2 separate regions of the Homo sapiens genome follow, and region 2 is linked to region 1. Evidence: chromatin loops called from intact Hi-C (ENCODE). Cell type or tissue: A673. All regions are shown on one strand. Each heading gives the region's core, and the rest is flanking DNA. Links, peaks and the distances in the headings are about the cores only. Region 1 has its middle 79 kb from the start of TMEM47. Region 2 has its middle 230 kb from the start of FAM47A.

What was found. A loop is a pair of places that touch in the nucleus more often than their neighbours do. Peaks named below come from ENCODE experiments on the same cell type or tissue, not always from the same donor. Only the 100,000 strongest peaks of a DNase experiment are listed, where the experiment ranks them.
Region 2: it touches region 1 in a loop (4-fold over the local background); 3 of 110 quality-filtered maps call a loop at or near these places.

The regions. Positions count from the first base shown.
Region 1 is chrX:34,577,080-34,580,003 of GRCh38, forward strand. No RefSeq gene overlaps it. Among named protein-coding and RNA genes, the nearest start is that of TMEM47, 79 kb to the right of the region's middle. In A673, for the core only: a CTCF peak has its summit at 1,340 (motif pointing right); a DNase peak (open chromatin) is centred at 1,342; H3K27ac peaks cover 712 bases.
Region 2 is chrX:34,364,567-34,367,490 of GRCh38, forward strand. No RefSeq gene overlaps it. Among named protein-coding and RNA genes, the nearest start is that of FAM47A, 230 kb to the left of the region's middle. In A673, for the core only: a CTCF peak has its summit at 1,103 (motif pointing right); a DNase peak (open chromatin) is centred at 1,105.

The DNA of each region.
Region 1 (2,924 bases), core at 288-2,787:
GTAAAAAGGAATCTGAGGGATCTGGCACAGTAATGATAATATCTACTACAGAGCTCAATATTCATTTTGTAAGATAAAGAATCAATCCATTCATGACTCAGGCTAAGGCAGCATAACTGGGATAAGTCACATGAAGAATCAATGGGTTCAGAGTCAGAGTTCAGAGAAAAACAAAAACTAAACAATACCATTTAGACTATTGACATTATCTCTTAACTTGCTGCTTCCTTATTTAATTTCCATTACACAATAAATCACCAGCTTTCTCCAGTGTTCACTGCTGGCTAAAACAGGTACTACAAAGGAGAAGGTACATAAGTAGGAATGGTATTTGGTGTAAGCAGTTACTGAAGTAGTCTAGAGAGCTGAGAGTCACAATCTGGGTCCATGACCAAACTTTCTCAGATTCTTATTTTTTCAGAAGAGATAAAATTAATATTATGAATATAAGTTGAATTTAGAACCATTTATTTTTTTCTGTTTTCTACTGTATTCTACAGTTCTCAGATTTCTGTTAGCCATAGAACTCCTCATCCAAAGAGATGTACACACAAATTGAAACCATCCATTTGAGCCTAACAGGTTTTACACCCCAGGCGCTTGGCATAACCATGGGAAAAGTGTGCATAAAATGTTATATTCACAATTTAATACAAAATCTCTTATGTCCTTCAACTTTTTCCTACAACAAATCAAACTCCAAATATTACACCTCTTTCCCAACACACAGCAAAACTGCATAACAGTAGTTTATCAGCTAGCAGTTTGACCCTGAGTAAATAGTGACAGTTTAGAACATGACAGATCTGGCTGGGCACGGTGGCTTATACCTATAATCCCAGCACTTCAGAAGGCCGAGACAGAGGGATCACGAGATCAGGAGTTTGAGACCAGCCTCACCAACATGTTGAAATCCCATCTACTAAAAATACAAAAATTAGCCGGGCATGGTGGCGCGCGCCTGTAATCCCAGCTACTCAGGAGTCTGAGGTAGGAGAATCGCTTGAACCCGGGAGGCGGGGGTTGCAGTGAGCCAAGATTGTGCCACTTCACTTCAGCCTGGGTGGCTGAGTGAGACTCTGTCTCAAAAAAAATAAAATAAAAATAAATAAATAAATGAATAAATAAATAAATAAATAATTATGACAGATCTGGCCCTGAATTTTGTCTCTGCTATTTATTATAAGGATCATCTTATACAATTAATTTCACTTCAGCTTTAGTTTCCTTATGTATAAAATAAAAATAATCATATAATCTAACTTGCAATGTTGTATGAGCATTAAATAAGACAATCTGTATGAATTCCTACCTTCAGTGCTTAACAAAAGAGAAATCGCCCATAGATGGCAGCATTTTACCAGAACTCAAATCTCTAACCATTTTTATTTTTTTAAGCAGGAGAAACGTTATTCTTCAAGCCATAATAATATTGGCATAAAGGTGTACATATTTTGCCACTCTACATAGTGTTAATCAAATTTTCCAGTTCACCTAAGTGTGTCAGTTCAAGGGCTCACAAAGTAGATGCCAAGATGGAATAAGGAGTATAAGAGATTTATTGGGGCGTGACAAAGACTGCTTCCTTGGCCAAACTTTAGACAGCCTTCTCTGAGCCCTCTTTTCAACTAGGCCCTGTCTTTGGACTGCCTAGCCCAGGTTTAGCAAGAATCCTGCTGAGGCAGTGTAGTAAGAATGCCTTGATATCAGATTATCCTGGCCTGACTTCAGCAAGAATCCTGTTAAGTTGGTTTAGCAAAAATGACCCTACCCTTGATGTTTCCTCTTCCTAACTTTCCATCCTCTGATGCCCCTCATTCTGCTCATTGGCTATAAATCCCCAGTTATCTACTGTATTAGGAGTTGAGCTTAATCTCTCTCCCCTATTATGGTAGTGTTAACATCTATTGCAATAGTGTTCCCAAATGAAGTCATCCTTACCTTTTTACAAATGTCAGAATACTTTTTTTTAACAGATGACACCTATGTAAGATAAGGGGGAAGGGGCCAAGAGTAGGTCAGAAAAATCTTCTGACAATAATGTTGTTCTGACCCCCTCCTGTGAATGGAGAAGGGGGAAAGTAGGAGGAGGGGATAGGAAGAGCCTCAGAGCACAGTGCAGCTCTGAGAAGGTCTTGGCAATAGAATGGAGAGCTCTAGCGTAAAGATTGCCCATAGGAGACAGTGCATTGGGCAGAAATGGCCAGACCCAAATTCCTTTTCCATGCTCAGTCATTGGCTGGGGACTTCCTGGGGAGAGTGTATCCTTGGCTCAAATGCCTACACTGAATCCCAAATCCTAAAGGCACTGCAGCTGGAGGCTGTTAGCTAACTGCACTCCCCCTATCAGGTTCTCTCTCCAATTTCCAATGGAGCTCTGAGCAGTTGCCACACTTAGTCAGGTGCTCATGTTCTGTGTTTAGATGACAGTGTAATAGAATTGAAAGCAATGTGTTTCGAGTCTGGACTTACTAGTTGTGAGACCATAAGAAAGTAGCTGAAACCCTTTGAGCTCAGAGAAAACATATGGCAGTGACTGTTCCAGGATAATCTTGAGAGCTGTGATCATTCACTATAGTCTCAAGGTGTGGATTCCAACAGTGGAGCTATTGCCAAAGCTTTATTTTCTTCTTTCTCCATTTCTACAGCCTGATTCTTTTACCTGCTCAAAAAACCTTGATATGCCCATTTTGAAAGCCATTGCTTCTTTTCCTTCTTCCTCAGTTTCCCCAAATTCAGTTTCTACTAATATTAATGCCCAATAACTTGCATAAGTCAGGATGGGTTATGCTATGCTGCAGTGACAAACAACCTAAATATCTCAGAGGCTCAGTCATTCTACATACCTAGCAGCTGCAACTCTGCTATACATTGAGGCAGGAAGAAAAAAAAAGATATGGTGAACCACACATTCACTCTTAAAA
Region 2 (2,924 bases), core at 140-2,639, 210 kb before region 1:
TTGTACACCATAAACGCATACAATTTTACCTGTCAATTTAAAAATAAAGTTAAATAGAAAAAATAGAAATGCATTTTGGTGCAAAGAGAACTATGAAAAGATTACAAACTTTCTGACATGAATGATCTGCAAGAGAATCTCTTTCGTAAAGTTATTCAATTAGTTGCACTGGAAATTTTAAATTAAAAGATCTAATGTTAATGAAATTGTTAAAAGTTTTTAGGAACCTGCTGAATTATACATCTAGCAAGAGGTGGACAAGGAAGTCAAGTATTTAAGAAGAGTCATCCTCAAACTTTAGTATACATGAGAATCACCCAGCGAGAAGTAAAAATCCAGTTTATCAGTACATAGCCCCCAGACCAACTAAATCAAAACCTCTTTCAGTGAGACCCAGGCGTTACTATTTTTAAAACTTCCCTGGTAATTCCAGTGTGCAGTTGAGTTTAAGAACTGCTGTTTTACTACAGTTGAAAGGTTTCTTTTAGTGATATTCTGGTACAGGTTAAAGAAAGAGATTAAATGTTACAATCAGGTCAAAGCGAGTTAGGTGTCTTAAAGCATTTCCCTAAGGCTTATGTGTTCCCTTTTTTTTTGTCTTTTAAGTAGGATGATGATACATACCCCATTAGGTAACTGTGAAACTTAAATTAAGGTTAATGTACACAGTAATTGAAACCTGACAGTTATTAAGAAGTGTAATTATTTTTCTCCTCTTCATACATTTATACTGTCACTCATGAAAGTGCTTTCATTACATTTGTCCTTAATTTATTTCATTTCCTCTTCTTTTCTTCTTGTTCCTCCTTCACCTCACTTAAGCCCTCCTCCACATGCATTTTACCTTTTCTCCCCTTTCTTTCTGATTCTATCTTCTGTATTTGCCCTTCTTTCTTTGCTTAAGTTCAGTGTCACTGATGGGACTTTGAAATGAAGACTTTGAGAACTTGTTTTCAGGTATTCTGTGATTGTTTCAGGTATTTTAATCCCAAATTAAGATTGGTTTTACTTCAGCAGATAGCATTTTTCTTCCTCCAGCTTTCGTAACAGCCAATCCCCAAATAACATACACAAATTATTTCCCGTATATGCTTTGGCCACTGGATGGTGCTCAGAGTACACATTCGGTGTTCCATGATTAAGTTACTTCATCCTACTGAGTTAAAATGTATCCAGAAACCATACAACATTTAACAACTTTTGAGAAGGCACTGGTAAGATGGGGAGACTTAATTTGAGGAAAGTATACCTGAGTATAATATTAGCTACTCGAAGGTCAGTACCACCCAGAAGGTTAAAGATGTACGAGTCCTATATCCCACATATACAAATGGAAATGACTTGGGCTGGGCATAGTGGGTCACGCCTGTATTACCAGGACTTTGGGAGGTTGAGACAGGAGTATTTCTTGAGGCCAGGAGTTTGAGACCAGCTTGGGCAACATGGCGAAACCCCATCTCTACAAAAAATACAAAAATTAGCCAGGTTTGGTAGCTCATGCCTGTAGTCCCACCTACTTGGGAGGCTGAGGTGGGAGGATCACTTGAGTCCAGGTAGTGGAGGCTGCAGTGAGCCATGATCACACCACTGCACTCCAGCCTGAATGATGGCCTGATACCTTATCTCAAAAAAAAAAAAAAAAAAAGAAGAAAATAATTGGCTTGGTGGTAATAGGAACATAGCTAAGAATTGTGTCTTTGCAGTGTTATTTCTGTGATAACACATGTGAATTTTGGAATAAAATGGCTACATTCAAAACCCTTCACCTAAATTTACTACTGCTATCAGTTAGGATATTTAATAGGGCTACATAGCAACCATACTGCTGCTCAAAAAAGAGTGGCATACATTTTCAGTTCAGATTTAAATATATAATTTTTGTTTTCTATAAATAGTTTTACAAGACCTTATGCATGGGTTCAGAAAAGAAAAACTGATGATTAACAAAGGAACTGAACAGAACACTATCAATCAGAGCAAGCCTGGATTGCTGAAGTGAACTGATGAAGTCACTGGAGAAATACAGCCTAGGAAGTATTTCTAGGTTTTATGTCTGAATTGTAAGCAATTAAAAAAAATAATGGGGGCCGGGCGTGGTGGCTCACACCTGTAATCCCAGCACTTTGGGAGGCCGAGGCAGGCAGATCACGAGGTCAGGAGTTTGAGACCAGCCTGGCCAACATAGTGAAACCCCGTGTCTACTAAAAAATACAGAAAATTAGCCGCGCATGGTGGCAGGCACCTGTAATCCCAGCTACTCGGGAGGCTGAGGCAGGAGATTGCTTGAACTGGGAGGCAGAGGATGCAGTAAGCCGAGATTGTGCCATTGCACTCCAGCCAGGGTGACGGTGAAAGACTCGGTCTCAAAAAAATAAAATAAATAAAAATAAAAATAAAAAATAATGAAAAAGACTAAATATTTTCTTTTATTAACTTCCTTAAAAAAAAGTTGCCATCCCATCATAGACAATGCTGATGTAAGATCACTGCATAATACCTGGAAGCAAATCAGAAGCAACAGGACATGTGTTGGATTACAAAAGAAATAACAACTATGTCTAACTAAAACTTGCCTAAGGCATCTTTTTAACTTCTAATGTGAGAACATAGATTTTAATATCTGATGCCACCGTATAAAGTCCCTCACTTCTTTAATTCACATATATAATAAATAATAATGTTTTCTCAAAAAATACAAAAGATAAATGAAACAAAGAGCTGATAATTTGAAAAGATAAAATTGATAGACTGTTAGATTAACAAAGTAATGAAGACAGAAGATCCAAATAAGCTCAATTAGAAACAAAACTGGACATATTACAACTGATACCACAGAAATAGAAAAGATGATTCAAGTCTACTCTAAACACCTTCATGAGCACAAAATAGAAAATCTAGAGATGCATACATTCCTCAAAACATAC